Linked DNA regions of Homo sapiens: region 1 is linked to region 2. Evidence: chromatin contacts called from ENCODE Hi-C data. All regions are on one chromosome and are shown on one strand. The core of a region is the stretch at or near the end of the contact, and the rest is flanking DNA. Distances in the headings are between cores, read along the strand shown. Region 1 has its middle 26 kb from the start of HSD17B3-AS1. Region 2 holds the start of AOPEP-AS1 (AOPEP antisense RNA 1).

Region 1 (6,658 bases), core at 3,137-5,636, 1.3 Mb before region 2:
TGAATGATCTCATCCAAGGCCTATGGTCCTCTGGTTTCTATCCCATATCACCTGTAACTATCTCCTCTCCTTTCCTCACTATCAGTTTCTCTCCAACTCCTGGATCATTTGCATGAGCATCCAAACAAGCTCTAGCATATACTATTAAACAAATATTCCTTCCTTATTTCCACATCATCTTGCAGCTGCTGCTCCTCTCTGTTTCCCTTCATGAAACTTCTTGAGTTTTTCTTTGTCACATTCTCTACTTCCTCACTTCACATTATATCCTCAACCCACTCTAATTAGCCTTTGTTCTCACCTCTCCATGGAGAATATGCTTGTCAAGGTCAGCAATGACCCTTATGTTGCCAATCCAATGGTCACTTCTTGGTTCTTATTTTAGTTGTCACTGACTCTTGGAACACTTTCTTCATGTTACTTCCTGACATCACACTCTAATTTCCTTGTAACTCACTGGCTGCTCCAGAACACATCTACTAATTTATCCTCCCACCAGCCATGGCATCAGGATTGTGCTAGATTAGTAAAATAAACTTAGAATTTTTTTTATTTGTTTCTATCCTACAGAACAGTTTAAATAGCAGAAATATTTTCAATTCATTGGAGATTTAACATGCCTCTAAACTGCCTGGGCCAGCATATTTTTAAAGAGGTGATTCTTAATGTAATCTATTTATTTCACTGCTATTGACACTTGAGATTTTGTTTTCTTTTACCCAATTTGTCCTTGCTTGTTGGATAGTGACTTAAAACATGGACTATTGGCTTAGAAGTTTTTTATGTTGAAGGGTTCTTTCTTTCCATTCTAGTTTATTCTATTTTAGTTAGGCGTAGAGAATTATGTAGTTAAGGAGAATGAGGATGTTTGCAATGTTCATCAATGACTGTCTCACACAGGCTTTGGGATTAAGGGAAATAAAAGGAACTTTGAAGCAACTCAGCCTTTTAGCAACAAAACTGCCCTCAATTACCAGGGAAAATTAGCCCTGAATCCAAGCACTAGTTTTAAAACTCTTGAAGCTGCAAACCTGTTTGGATAAGCAATGCATAATCGAACTTTTCTTATTCCTTAAAAAATATATAAATGTATAGGGACAAACATGAATTTGAGCCCAAACCATGATCCAAACCATGGACGTTGAACTTGTAAAGTTCTGGAGAAAATGAGGCAACTGTTTGGGAACCACTCAAGAGGAAGAATTTACCAGGATGGCTTTGAAGAGTCATTGTTGGGAGAATTTCCCAGTGTGGTCAATTGGGAGGAACCTCCATAGACTTCTGCTGACACTCCATCCTCCTGGCAGAACTAGGGAAGAACAGGCTTGCCATTTACACTCATGACCCAGTTCAATGGTTGCTGTCTTCCAGGGACTTCCTTGCCTACTCTCAATCCCATATGTCCACATTTGCTGCTGGCTGTGGATGCAGGAATAGCCAAGGGAGAGGGAGATGCTACACTAAGGGTGTCGGTGCTGTAGGGAGGCTAGCCCCAAAGGGCTCATTGTGCTAAGTTTACAGATGAGAAAACTGAGGCTCAGATAAGTTAAAAGACTGCTGGAATTTTACCCTGAGTTAAAACCAAGTCCAGAATCATTACAACGTGGGTCTTGAATCTGAAGATGCCTTACTGACTACCCCCAAAAAGAGAAATTTGCATGTGTGGCAGTTTTCAGGAGCTGGGGATTGGAGGCTCAGGGGATGTGTATAATCCAGGCACTACTTCCCCTAGTGGCCAGTGGGAACATTTCCAGCAAGACTAAACCATTTCGGCTGGGGTCCCAAAATTAGGGAGATGAGGAAGATTAGGGGCACTAACCAATGTGTCATGAGTAGTAGTAGGTGTGTTAGTCACTGACCAAGGCATGAGTTGATTCCTAAAAAGGGGAAATAAATTTATGGCTTAGAATTTCTATTTAAGAATGTTTTAGGGATAGTCTTCTGGCGGGAGGGGCTAGATGTGCCATTTTATTTAGATGGTGTGTTTCCTGGGGTGGCTGAGGGTATGGGAAGATGGGATTTTTGATGGTCTGACTTTCCGCAAGTGTCCCCTGGTGTTTCCGTTGCTTGGTGTTGATTGTTGGGGTGTAGAGCAATTGATTGTCCCTAAACATTTTTGAGGATGCCTGGGTGTGGAGGACAGTGCTGTTTGTGGACTTTTGGCTGCCCACCTCTCTGCTTTGGTCTGCTTAAACCATTGATTTTCAAACAAGACTATGCTCTAGAATCACTGGGACAAGTTGAAAAATAAAGATTTGCAGGCTCTACTCCTGACCACCTGTAGCCTCTTTCTCCAAGGGGTGCTAAGCCCAGAGACCTGATGTTTGTTGTTTTTTGGGTAAAAATGGTTTTATTGAGGTGACACTGACATATTACATACAATAAATACATATTAAAATTGCCTAACTTGATATGTTTTGAAACTATCACAATCAATCACAATGACTACAATATTGATCACCCCTCACCCTCCCCAACATCCTTGTGCCTTTCGAAATATGTCCTTCCTGCCCCATCCCAAACTCTGGTGATGACTGATTTGCTCTGACACTATAGATTCATTTGCATTTCCTAGAAGCTTATAGGATGGAATCACACAGTAGGCATTCTTCTTAGTCTGGCTTCTTGCACTGAACGTAATTGTTTTGAGAATCACCCATGTTGTTGGCCGGGCACGGTGATTCACGCCTGTAATCCCAGCACTTTGGGAGGCTGAGGCGGGTGGATCACCTGAGGTCAGGAGTTCTAGACCAGCCTGGCCAACATGGTGAAACCCTGTCTCTACTAAAAATACAAAAATTAGCCGGGCATGGTGGCGGGCACCTGTAATCCCAGGTACTCGGGGTGACCAAGGCAGGAGAATCGCTTGAATCTGGGAGGCGGAGTTTGCAGTGAGCCGAGATCGCTCCATTGCACTCCAGCCTGGGGGACAAGAGCGAGACTTCGTCTCAAAAAAAAAAGAAAAAAAAAAGAGTCACCCATGTTGTTGTGTGCACAACATTCCTTTCTTTTTCTTTTTCTTTGTGTGTGTGTGTGTGTGTGTGTGTGTGTGTGTGTGTGTGTTAGGGGGGCGGTTTGGAGTCTTGCTCTGTGGCCCAGCCTGGAGTGCAGTGGCGCAGTCTCAGCTAACTGCAACCTCTGCCTCCCAGGTTCCAGCAATTCTCCTGCCTCAGCCCCTCCTAGAAGCTGGGATTACAGGCATGGGCTACCACACCCAGCTGATTTTTGTATTTTTGTATTTTTAGTAGAGACGGGGTTTCACCATGTTGGCCAGGCTGGTCTCAAACTCCTGGCCTCAGGTGATCCGCCTGCCTCAGCCTCTCAAAGTGCTGGGATTACAGGCGTGAGCCACTGCGCCCAGCCCTTTTTTTTTTTCTCCTGAGACAGGGTCTCACTCTTGTTGCCCAGGCTGGGTGAGCTGAGATTGCATCACTCCAGCCTCGACCTCCTGGGCTCAAGTGATCCTCCTGCCTCAGCCTCCCGAGTAGCTGGGATTACAGGCCTGCGTCACCACACCTGGCTTTTCTTTTTTTTTTTTTTGTAGAGATGGGATTTCTTCATGCTGCTCAGGCTGGTCTCCAGCTCCTGGGCTCAGATGATCTGCCCACCTCGGCCTCCCAAAGTGCTGAAATTACAGGCGTGTAATCTCATCATGCCCGGCCAGTGCATTCCTTTTTACTCCTGAGTAATATTTCTTGGAGTGTCTGTACTACAAATTATTTATTCATTCAGCTGTTGGTGGACATTTGGGTCGCTTCCACTCGGGTGCTATTACAAACAAAGCAATTATGAGCAGTCAGGTTCAAATCTTTGTATAGACAGATGTTTTTGTTTTTCTTGAGTAAATACCTAGGAGTAGAATGGCTGGGTCAGATGACAGGTGTATGTTTAAAATTTTATGAAACTCCAAACTATTTTCCAAAGGAAGGGGGTCATACCATTTTATATTTCTACCAACAATGAATGAGGAACTCAGCCCTCCTAGGGCCCAGTCTGGCGACTGTGACCGTATTCCAGAGGCTTTATAATCCTGTTTTTTTCCTGTGAGCAAAAAAGTTATAAAGGAATGAGATCTAGAAAAGATAGTTCTAGTTGAACCAAAATCTTTTATCCAGGGTGAGGGCATACAAACTGCAAGGGGCCTGGGTGGGGGAGGCAGAGAAGCGCCCGCCTCTTCCGACCTCTCAGGTGCGTGTGAGCCGATGCTCCGCTAGGGGGCGCGGGAGAGCAGGCCGCCCCCCGCGTGACTCTCAGAGCCCGAGGGCTCCCTCCAGGTCCGCTGCCTTCTGCCCACAGGAAGGAGTCACTTTCCCAACTGGCGGGGAGCGGGGGAGTCACTTTCCCAACTGGCGCGGGCGGGTTGGGAGGGGCCGCTGAGCCGCATCTGCCACAGTCACGAAGCTTTCTTAGCACCTCCTGGAGTTCAAGGAAAATCCAGAAGCAGCTCTTTCCTTGAAGGAAGACGTTCACAGCATCGCACCCACGAAGAGGGTGCGGCTTCCCCCTCTCACCCTTCTGGGTCTCGGCCGATCGCCTGGCAGTTGGGCTCGTGGCCCATCCTGCAGGAGGGCGCAGGCATGCATAGCGCCTGCGGAGGAGCGCTGCTCCTACGCCCCAGGCACGGCCCCCGCAGGCCGGGCAGTGACCCCGGTGGCCCGGCCCTTAGGGCGTGCGAGTTGACCGTGCCCCTTCTCCAGGACGCGCGGCCGGCGGCTGGGTTTTCGAACGCGCGGCTGTGAACGGCTCCTTGGCGAGGAGGCACAGCCTCCGCAGGCCGGAAGCCACGCGCCCACCAAAGGCACGAGGAGCAGGGCGGAGAGTACTGCGGGTCAGACGAGCGAGGCCCTCGGGGAGGCGCCCAGAGGAGCGGGGCAGCGCGGCCGCAGCGCGGGTCGGGTCCGCGGACGCTGTTCAGGCCCCACTGTGGGGCTGCTGCCCCTGGGCTGCCCTCCGGCTCGGTGGAGCGCGGGAGTGGGGGTGGGGGCGCCTCTGCTGCTTCCACCCCAGAAACCCGGGTCAGCGTTGGGAGCTGCACTGGGCGGCAGCGGAGAACATTAGAAGGGACAGTGTTTGGGTTAAAATCTAACCCTCGGTCGGGCGTGGTGGCTGAAGCCTATCCAACCACTTTGGGAGGCCGAAGCGGGAGGATCACGAGGTCAAGAAATCGAGACCAGCCCGGCCAACATGGTGAAACCTCATCTCTATTAAAAATACAAAAATTAGCCAGGCGTGGTGGTGAGCGCCTGTAGTCCCAGCTACTCGGGAGGCTGAGGCAGGAGACCCGCTTGAACCCAGGAGGTGGAGGTTGCAGTGAGCCAAGATCGAGCCACTGCACTCCAGCCTGGCGACAGAGCGAGACTCTGTCAAAAAAAAAAAAAAAAATCTATCCCTCATGATCTTGCTTTCTGTGCGTGTGTCTTTGCGTCAGGGGCAGGGAAAGCCTGTAGAGCACACATTGCCTAGTGAGGTCTTTACAACACAGGCTTTAATTATTTTCCTCCTTTCGCAGCTGAGAACAGAGAATTTAAGCAACTTGCCCAGAGTTCCAGAGCCAGACCTTAAAGGTAGGGCTTGTGACTCCGCATTAGGAACGTTCTCCTCCCCTGGATGGACCCGATGCCCCCGCACTAATAATCTTGAGCCGGAATTCAGCAACGCAGTGGTGACATTCAACCTTCCGCCTCACGGAGGCGGTGCCGGCGGGGCAGGGGATGGCCGCCAGGGGGCAGTGTGGCTCCGTGCCTCCGCGCCCGCTCCCGGACCCGCGCCCTGCCCCCACCGGCGCTGAGCCCGCCGGCGCTGAGCCCTCCAGCCCTGCTCCGCGTTCTTAGCAGCGTCGCCAGGCGTGGAAGAGGTTGGACTCAGGGCTACGTCTTCCAGTAGTTAAAAAACGGGGGGCCGAGGCCCCCACAGTTAAAGTGGGCGAGAGAGCAGCTTCCAGCATCTATGGCGATGATGGCCTTTTTTTGCCCAGATGCAACCAGGTCTGCCAGTCGGCCAGCTCGCACGGAGGGGCCCACCTCCAGCCCTGGCCTCAAGAGGGACCAGGCACAAACCTTACCTTGACAATGTTTCCAGCAACACTTCGCTGGGACAACTAGTCAGTGTGGTCAACCAGGCTAGGACAACTAGTCAGTGTGGTCACCCTTGTGGCCGTTCTTACGGGGAATTTGGTTATTATGGGGAACTTGGTGAGACTTGGGTGTAAGCCAGTAGTTGCATTAGTTGTTTTTGTAGCTTATCTTGTTTTAGTAGCAGTGATAGTGAGATTTTGCTTGTTTTTTTTTTTTTTTTTTTTTTTTCTTCTGGACTGATCCAAACGGAATGCTGAAGTTCTGTCTCCATCCGGAAGACCTGGGCTGTGGCCTCCCGGCGTCTCTGGGCAGGGGCATCTGCAGGTCCCCACTCTGGTGGGCACCCTGCTGCGAGTCTGCTCATACCCAGGGTGGATGCACCAGCTGCAGCTTTCAGCTGAAAAGAAACACGCTCTGCTCTGGCTTATGTCTGGCTGAGCTCTGGAAGGGCGGGCCCCTCTCAGCGAGCTGGGGGGCCCGCGTAGACGAAGATGACCCGCAGGCCTTATCAGCACTTATCTTTCAGTAAAGCCTGAGAGGCCAGCTTTGTGTCTGGGACCCTGGGAGCTCAGGAGGGCAGCTCG
Region 2 (7,603 bases), core at 584-3,083:
TGGATCACTGAGCCCAGGAGTTCAAGGCTGCAGTGAACTTTGATTGCGCCACTGCATTCTAGCCTGGGCGACAGAGAAAGACCCATCTCTTAAAAGAATAACAAAAGGCCGGGTGCGGTGGATCACGCCTGTAATCCCAGCACTTTGGGAGGCCGAGGCGGGTGGATCACGAGGTCAGGTGATTGAGACCATCCTGGCTAACACAGTGAAACCCCGTCTCTAATAAAAATACAAAAAAAAAAATTAGCCGGGCGTGGTGGCAGGCGCCTGTAGTCCCAGCTACTCGGGAGGCTGAGGCAGGAGAATGGCGTGAACCCAGGAGGCGGAGCTTGCAGTGAGCCGAGATCGCGCCACTGCACTCCAGCCTGGGCGACAGAGCGAGACTCTATCTCGAAAAAAAAAAAAAAGAATAACAAAAAAGAAACATGGTATATATATATATCTGAGTGAATCCCACTGGATGAACACTTGTCCTTCCTTTCTGGATGATCCAGATCCAGGGGTGCAATAACAGTTCCACTCCATGCTTCATGGGTGGCGCCTCAAAGCAGGCTGTGTTCAGTTCAGTTGTCACATTTGGAGAAGACCACTGTCAACAAAGAGAACAACCAAGGACCAAGCCCAAGAAAGCGAACGTTCTCCCAGGCATGCGGTATATATGCTAAATTCACCCAAAAAAGTGACCTATTGGTCAGGAAAAGAAAGAAGAGCCTTCAGATACGTAGATTGTTTTGGTGGGAGCAAGGCGCATTCTGTGCAATTCTGGAGATAAGAGCTAAGAGGACTGCGCAGATGTTACAGGAGGCAGATTCCAGCCAAATCTGAGAAGGGCCATTCTAAGGATCAGGCTCTTCCTACAGGAAATCTGCTGTTTGTTAGTGCAATGAGACCTGGATCCTGGAACTGCTCAGGTAGAAGCTGAGCACAGGAAATCTGCTGTTTGCTAGTGCAATGAGACCTGGATCCTGGAACTGCTCAGGTAGAAGCTGAGTGGCCATCTGTCAGGCACAGGGAAGGTTAGGCAAAATCACTTTTAAGGTCCTTTCTGACTCTAATATCTACAATTTTAAGAGACTGTACAGCCCGGAATATATTTAAGCTAAAGCATGTGAAGGAAAACATTATTCATCCATTCAGTAGAGTCAAGAGGTTTGCTACATAGCTTTGGCCTTGCTAAATCAGCATCAAGTGTGGTTTTCATTTCAAAAAAACTAAACTAAATGAATTATTTAGAGGAAGCTTAACTGAATTGTATTAAATATATATTGCGAGATAGAATTAACTTTTTGAGTATAGGATCCAGGCAGTACAAGGCCTTGACTGTACTTTTCACAGTGTTCTGTTTGGGGCGGGGTAGAGCTGTGCAATGTGCTGAGACAGGTCTCCTCATAAGCTGGGTTCATCTATCAGGGTTAAGGTGATCATAGTGACTCAGCCATAACTCAGGCTGCTGGTGTGCCATACACATTCAGAACACAGGAATACAGAGAACCTGAAAATTACTGGAAGCAAAAGTAGAAAGAATAAAAATGGAAAACTTTTTCTGTATTGCATTAAAAAAAAAATCACGACTTCTTCTGGAAAGAGGCAAATGAGACAAACATTGGCTTCATTTTACAAGAGGAGGCTCGAAGCCCGTTTTGAACACCAACAGCATGTGCAGTGCTGTGTGCTGAGGTAATGGGAAGGATCGCCTCATCTGATGACTCAACGAGGAGCAGATGGCCCGTGGGAGCTGGAGAAGGACTTTTCCCTCCTCAGTGGAGGACAGCACGGCCCTAGGCATGGGGGCGGCAGCGGCAGGGGTGGAGGGCTTGCCTGGTTTTCAGCCCAGTACATACCAGGATGCACAAGAGGACGAGTCCTCAGCAGAGGAGCTCTCTTCTCAGCCTTGCCAGCAACAGTGTGCTCTTTGGGTCTTCTATTTCACATGCAGTGCATCTAACAGTAAGTGTGAGACCATTCACCATAGCATTGTTTATGAAAGCAAAAAACTAGAAATGACCATGATGACGCCCAATGGTTAACAAATGTTTGATGGTTAGTAACGGAACATTCATATCTGGGAATACTCACAGCAGTTAAAAAAAAACAAATAATTCACTGTGTTGATGACAGAACACTAGCCAGGATTCTATTATTAAGAGGACAATGGGAGGTATAGCATGGCATGGATAAAACACACAATCTTGTGTGTATACACTTGTGCTTGAGGGATGCTTTCTTGGGAGTGAATTATCATTCCACGGGGTTGTTATATCACAGACCCTATGGAGATGTCTTCCATCCATCCAACGCTGGAAATGGCCCCGTGGGTCTCATCCAAACCTCGGAGGTCACCAGTCGCCTCCTGCCCTAATTTCTTTTTCCATGTCTCCTCCAGATGATTGTTGATCAACCCCACCAGGCTACAGGGGTATTATGAGACAGTAGAGAACATTAAATGATTTCCATCAATCTCTCTCTTTTTTAAAAAATTGAGATGTAATTCACATATAGTGGTTTTTAGTGTACTCATAAGGTTGTGCAACCTTATGAGTTGCACATAAGTTGATGATGTGCAATAAACTTTAGAATGTAATCAACTTTAGAACATGTTAATCACCCTAAAAAGAAACCAAATACACACTGGCAGTCACTCCCCAATCTCCTTCCCACCTCCACCCAGGCCCTGACCATTAATCTACTTCTTACTTTGGGAGATCAAGGTGGGAGGATTGTTTGAGCCTGGTAGGTTAAGGCTGCAGTGAGCCATGATCGTGCCATGGCACTCCAGCCTCGGGGACAGAGTAAGACCCTGTCTCAAAATAAAAAAATAAAAATAAAAAATCTACTTTTTGTCTCTATGGATTTGCCTATTGTGGACAGTTCACATAAATCACATGATACAGTATGTGGCCTTTTGTGTCCAGCTTTTTCCGCTGAGCATAATGTTTTCAAGGTTCACCCTTGCTGCAGCAAGTATCAGTACTCCGTTCCTTTTTATGGCTGATTAATATTCCACTGTATGGATATAACACATTTTGATTATCCATTCATCTGTTGATGGACATTTGGGTTGTTTCCATTTTGGGCTATGATGAATAATACTGTTATGAACATTTGCATATGATTTCTTCATTTCTTTTGGTTATTTAGCTAGGAATGGAATTGCAGGGTTATATGGTCACTCTATGCTTAAGCTTTTGAGGAACCACCAGGCTGTTTTCCACAGCAGCTGCACCATTTTACCAACAGTGAACAAGGGTTCCAATTTTTCCAAGTCCTCACTGATTTTTATTATCTGTCTTTTTCATTGTAGCCATCCTAGTAGGTATGAAGTGGTATCTCACTGTGGTTTTGATTTGTATTTCCTGATAGCCAATAATGTTGAGTATCTTATGTGCTCATTGGCCATCTGCATATTTTCTTTGGAGAAATGTCAACTTAGATTGACCTGTTTTTTTTTTTTTTTTTTTTTTTTTTTTGAGATGGAGTCTCACTCTGTTGCCCAGGCTGGAGTGCAGTGGTACAATCTCAGCTCACTGCAACCTCTGCCCCTCGGGTTCAAGTGATTCTCCTGCCTCAGCCTCCCGAGTAGCTGGGATTACAGGTGCGTGCCACCACACCCTGCTAATTGTTTGTATGTTTAGCAGAGATGGGGTTTCACCATGTTGGCCAGGCTGGTCTTGAATTGCTGACCTCAAGTGATCTGCCCGCCTCAGCGTCCCAAAGTGCTGGGATTACAGGCATGAGCCACTGTGCCCAGCCAGATTGATCCTTTTTTTTTCTTTTTTCTTTTTTTTTTTTATTTGAGATGGAGTCCCACTCTGTCGCCTAGGCTGGAGTGCAGGGGCACGATCTCAGCTCACTGCAACCTCCATCTCCCAGATTCAAGCAATTCTCCTGCCTCAGCCTCCTGAGTAGCTGGGATTACAGGTGCATGTCACCACACCTGGATAATTTTTGTGTTTTCAGTAGAGACGGGGTTTCACCATGTTGGCCAGGCTGGTCTTGAACTCCTGACCTTAAGTGATCTGCCCACCTCAGCCTCCCAAAGTGCTGGGATTACAGGCGTGAGCCACCATGCCCGGTCCAGACTGACCATTTTTTAATTGGGTCATTTGTCTTTATTGTTGAGTTGTAAGTGTTCTTTATATATTCTGAATACAAGTCCCTTAACAGATATATGATTTGCAAATATTACCTCCCATTCTGTAGGTTGTCTTTTTATTTTCTTGATGGAGTCCTCTGTCGCACAAAAGTTTTTAATTTTGATGCAGTCCAATTTACTGATTCTTTTTCCCTTCAGTTGCTTATGCTTTCAGTGTCTAGTATGTAAGAAACTATTGCCTAATGCAAGATCATGAAGATTTACATCTACATTTTTTCTGTTTGTTGTATAATTTTAGCTTTTATATTTGGGTTTTTGATCCGTTTTGAATCAGTACCTTATTATCTTTGATGCTACTGTAAATGATTTTTTTTTTTTTTTTTTTTTTTGAGACAGACTCTCACTGTGTCCCCTAGGCTGGAGTGCAATGGCACAACCTCAACTCACTGCAACCTCTGCCTCCCGGGTTCAAGCGATGTAAATGAATTTTTCCTAATTTAACTTTCAGATTATTCTTAGCTAGTGTATGGAAATACAGCTAACTTTTGTATGTTGATCCTATATCTCGAAACTTTACTGAACTTGTTTATTAGCTCTAATTATTTTTTTGGAGGATTACTTAGGATTTACTCCACATAAGATTATGTCTACAAATGGAGACAGTTTTACTTCTTCCTTTCCAATCTGGATGCCTTGTAGTTCACTTTTTTGCCTAACTGCCCTGGCTATAACCTCCAGTACAATGTTGAATAGTACAGTCCCTGTTTCTTATTCCTTCTGTCCTCAACCATTGACTTGAAAGGGGCAAGAACTCCTGTAAAGCAGATTTGTAACATCTAGCAGGATGTTCTTCTTTCGTGTCTTTGTGGCAGGTCCAGCAGAATACCCATATAGTTTTTGTCATCCATTCTAGATCAAAACTGTTGGCCAAAACACAAACTAAATGGTAGGAAAAAGGGGCACAGGAAGTAAGCAAATACTCTGTGGAACAAAGTGAATTTGGCGTTACATGAGAAAGCACTCACTGGATGAGAGTTTTTCTGAATGGGAAACTAACGCTCATTAGCTGAACATGTAATGTACATAGTGATTCTTCCTACTGGCTGAGTGCATAAGATATCCTTAGGATGGGCAAAATAAGAGTGAATTATTATGGACTGGCATATGTACATGAATAATTTTGTACGAAATATTTTATAGTCAAATAGCATTATAATGAATCAGTGCTACACGGAGCAGCAATATGGAAGTATGCATGTATACTTACAAAATTTACTTTCCCAAGATTCACAAGAAAACAGTAGCAGTAATTATCTTTGGGTAAGGGACTACAGTGGTAGTAAATGGAATTTTATACTTTTCTAAACTGCTTGAATTTTCTTACTATGTGCTTTGAAAAAAATTAACCAAAGTTAACTAACCAGTGATTATGAAATGTCTTGCTTTTTCATGTTTTTCTATATAAAGAAAAAGGACCCTACTAGATGTTATTGCAAAAATGAAACACCAAGTACTGTAAATATGTAATTAGGGGTCTATGGAGAATTCTCTCCCCCTTAGAAAGACCTGAGTGCTGACTAACCAGGAAATGGTCTGGAAAAATAAAGAGGGAAGGTTATTTGAGTTCAATTATTCAGGACATGTCTGTCATCTTTGCTGTTTAAAAGAGCTGAGAGCTGAGGGTGTCCCTCTAACAGGAAACAAACTGAGTGGGCAGCTCAGGCTGGTGGAGCTGACCTTTGAAACAGGAAAGGGCAGAGTCCATTTCTGGCTAGCTGAGAGCTCTAAAGTTTTTCAGAAAATGCTGGCATAGGTATAGCATCCTCCCATCAAGAACAGGTAGAAACACTCTTCACAGGTCGCTTGTTAGTGTATGTGGTTCAAATAAAAACACTAGACAGACAGGAGTGGGTAGGGGAATCCCACGTGCCTGAGGGATAGAGGGGTGTAGGGCAGGAATTCTAAGACATACAGTTGAGACCTTAGGAGAGGCACAGGCCAATGATCAGGTAGGAACTCTCGGAAGCCATAAAGGCAAGAACTTTTTTCCACTCTGGACAGTGGTGAGATTTTGAACAGAGGCCAGAGGAGCTTTACAGAGAAGAGCCAGAGGGGACCCAAGGGTTGCCCTTCAGAGGGGCTGGACTAGATGTAGGTTCCAGAAGGGTAGTCTTAGAAGTGCTGCTCATTCAATTCTTACCTCTAGCGATTTGCTTGAGCATCTCTGTTGAACTTTCAGACTCTTTCCTTTTATGCCTGTGCTCTACATTTGTAACCAGGCATTCTTGCACTTTTTTTTTTAACATTCTCTTAATTAGTAAAATTAACTTGTTGAACATTCCAGCCAATTATACTTGTCAGGAAGGGAGGGAGGTGTTTCCATGTTCTGGTTGGTCAAGAGACAGGAGCAGATGCCTTGTGTGGTCCCCAGGGAAGGGTGGCAGCAGGGAAAGGGAAGGGCCCAGCTCCAGAGCCATGCGGACATGAGGGGACGAGCCAGGCTGAGGAAATCAGAATAAGCCAGGAGGGGCAGTGGGGGCTGTGTCCCTGTGCCCTCTGCCACTTGTTGGACAAACCTTTTCCAAGTGCCAGAGGACATAGATGATAGCATCAAACGTGTTAAGTATTTACCTGAACTGTAGGAAATTGCCAATATTCATTCTATTTTATTTTATTTTATTATTTATTTATTTATTTATTGAGATGGAGTCTCACTTTGCTGTCCAGGCTGGAGTGCAGTCTGAGCTCACTTCAGCCTCTGCCTCTCAGGTTCAAGAAATTCTCGTGCCTCAGCCTTCTGAGTAGCTAGGATTATAGGCATGCCACCATGCCAGGCTAATTTTTATATTTAGTGGAGATGGGGTTTCACCATGTTGGCCAGGCTGATCTCGAACTCCTGACCTCAAGTGATCTGCCCGCCTCGGCCTCTCAAAGTGCTGAGATTACAGGCATGAGCCACCGCACCTGGCCCTGACAATATTCATTTTAGATCCACCAAAACAGCAATTGCCTGTGATTCAACTTAACATACATGTTCTAAATGGATTGCATGTATTCATTGTATTTATTCCTCACATCCACCTATAAGGTAGAAACTATTGTGTTAATCATCCCTGTTTTACAGCTAAGGGGACTAAAGCTAAGTGTGGTTGAGTAACTCTCTCAAGGCCACACAGCAAATGTGTGTAAAGCTTGAGTATCCTTTATCCAAAATATTTGGAACCAGAAGTGTTTCAGACTTCCGATATTTTTGGATTTTGGAATATCTACATACAAATGAAATATCTTGGGGATGGGACCCAAGTCAAAATACAAATTTATTTATGTTTCATATATAGTTGGTCCTCCCAATCCTCAGGTTCTCCATGCTTGGATTCAATCAGCTGCAGATTCAACCAACCTCAGACTGAAAATATAGTACTCCAGGGATGTAGAACCCCCAGATACAAAGGACCAGCTTTCTGTTTCCTCAGTTCCACAAGGCTGACTATGCATCCTGAGATTTTGGTA

What was found. Hi-C counts contacts between places; a loop is a spot of excess contacts on that map. Pooled maps may share reads with other maps.
Region 1: a loop to region 2 is called in a map of posterior vena cava, with 10 times the contacts of the local background. The contact joins the enhancer-like site here to the promoter of AOPEP-AS1 in region 2. A Hi-C loop is called at or near these places in 1 of 168 maps with a recorded cell type or tissue (posterior vena cava), 1 of 37 single-sample maps with no recorded cell type and 1 of 50 pooled maps.

Annotation. Positions count from the first base shown.
Region 1 is chr9:96,217,400-96,224,057 of GRCh38, reverse strand. No RefSeq gene overlaps it. Among named protein-coding and RNA genes, the nearest start is that of HSD17B3-AS1, 26 kb to the left of the region's middle. RefSeq lists a silencer at 5,610-5,819 and an enhancer at 5,830-6,049. Within about 2 kb of position 4,386, at least 17 of the 41 ENCODE cell types and tissues checked have a DNase peak (open chromatin) inside an H3K27ac peak, as active enhancers do.
Region 2 is chr9:94,939,784-94,947,386 of GRCh38, reverse strand. It overlaps AOPEP-AS1 (AOPEP antisense RNA 1), which reads left to right and starts at 1,833. Exons shown (of 2, transcript NR_147614.1): 1 at 1,833-1,947. The region is part of intron 7 of AOPEP (aminopeptidase O (putative)); the gene reads right to left.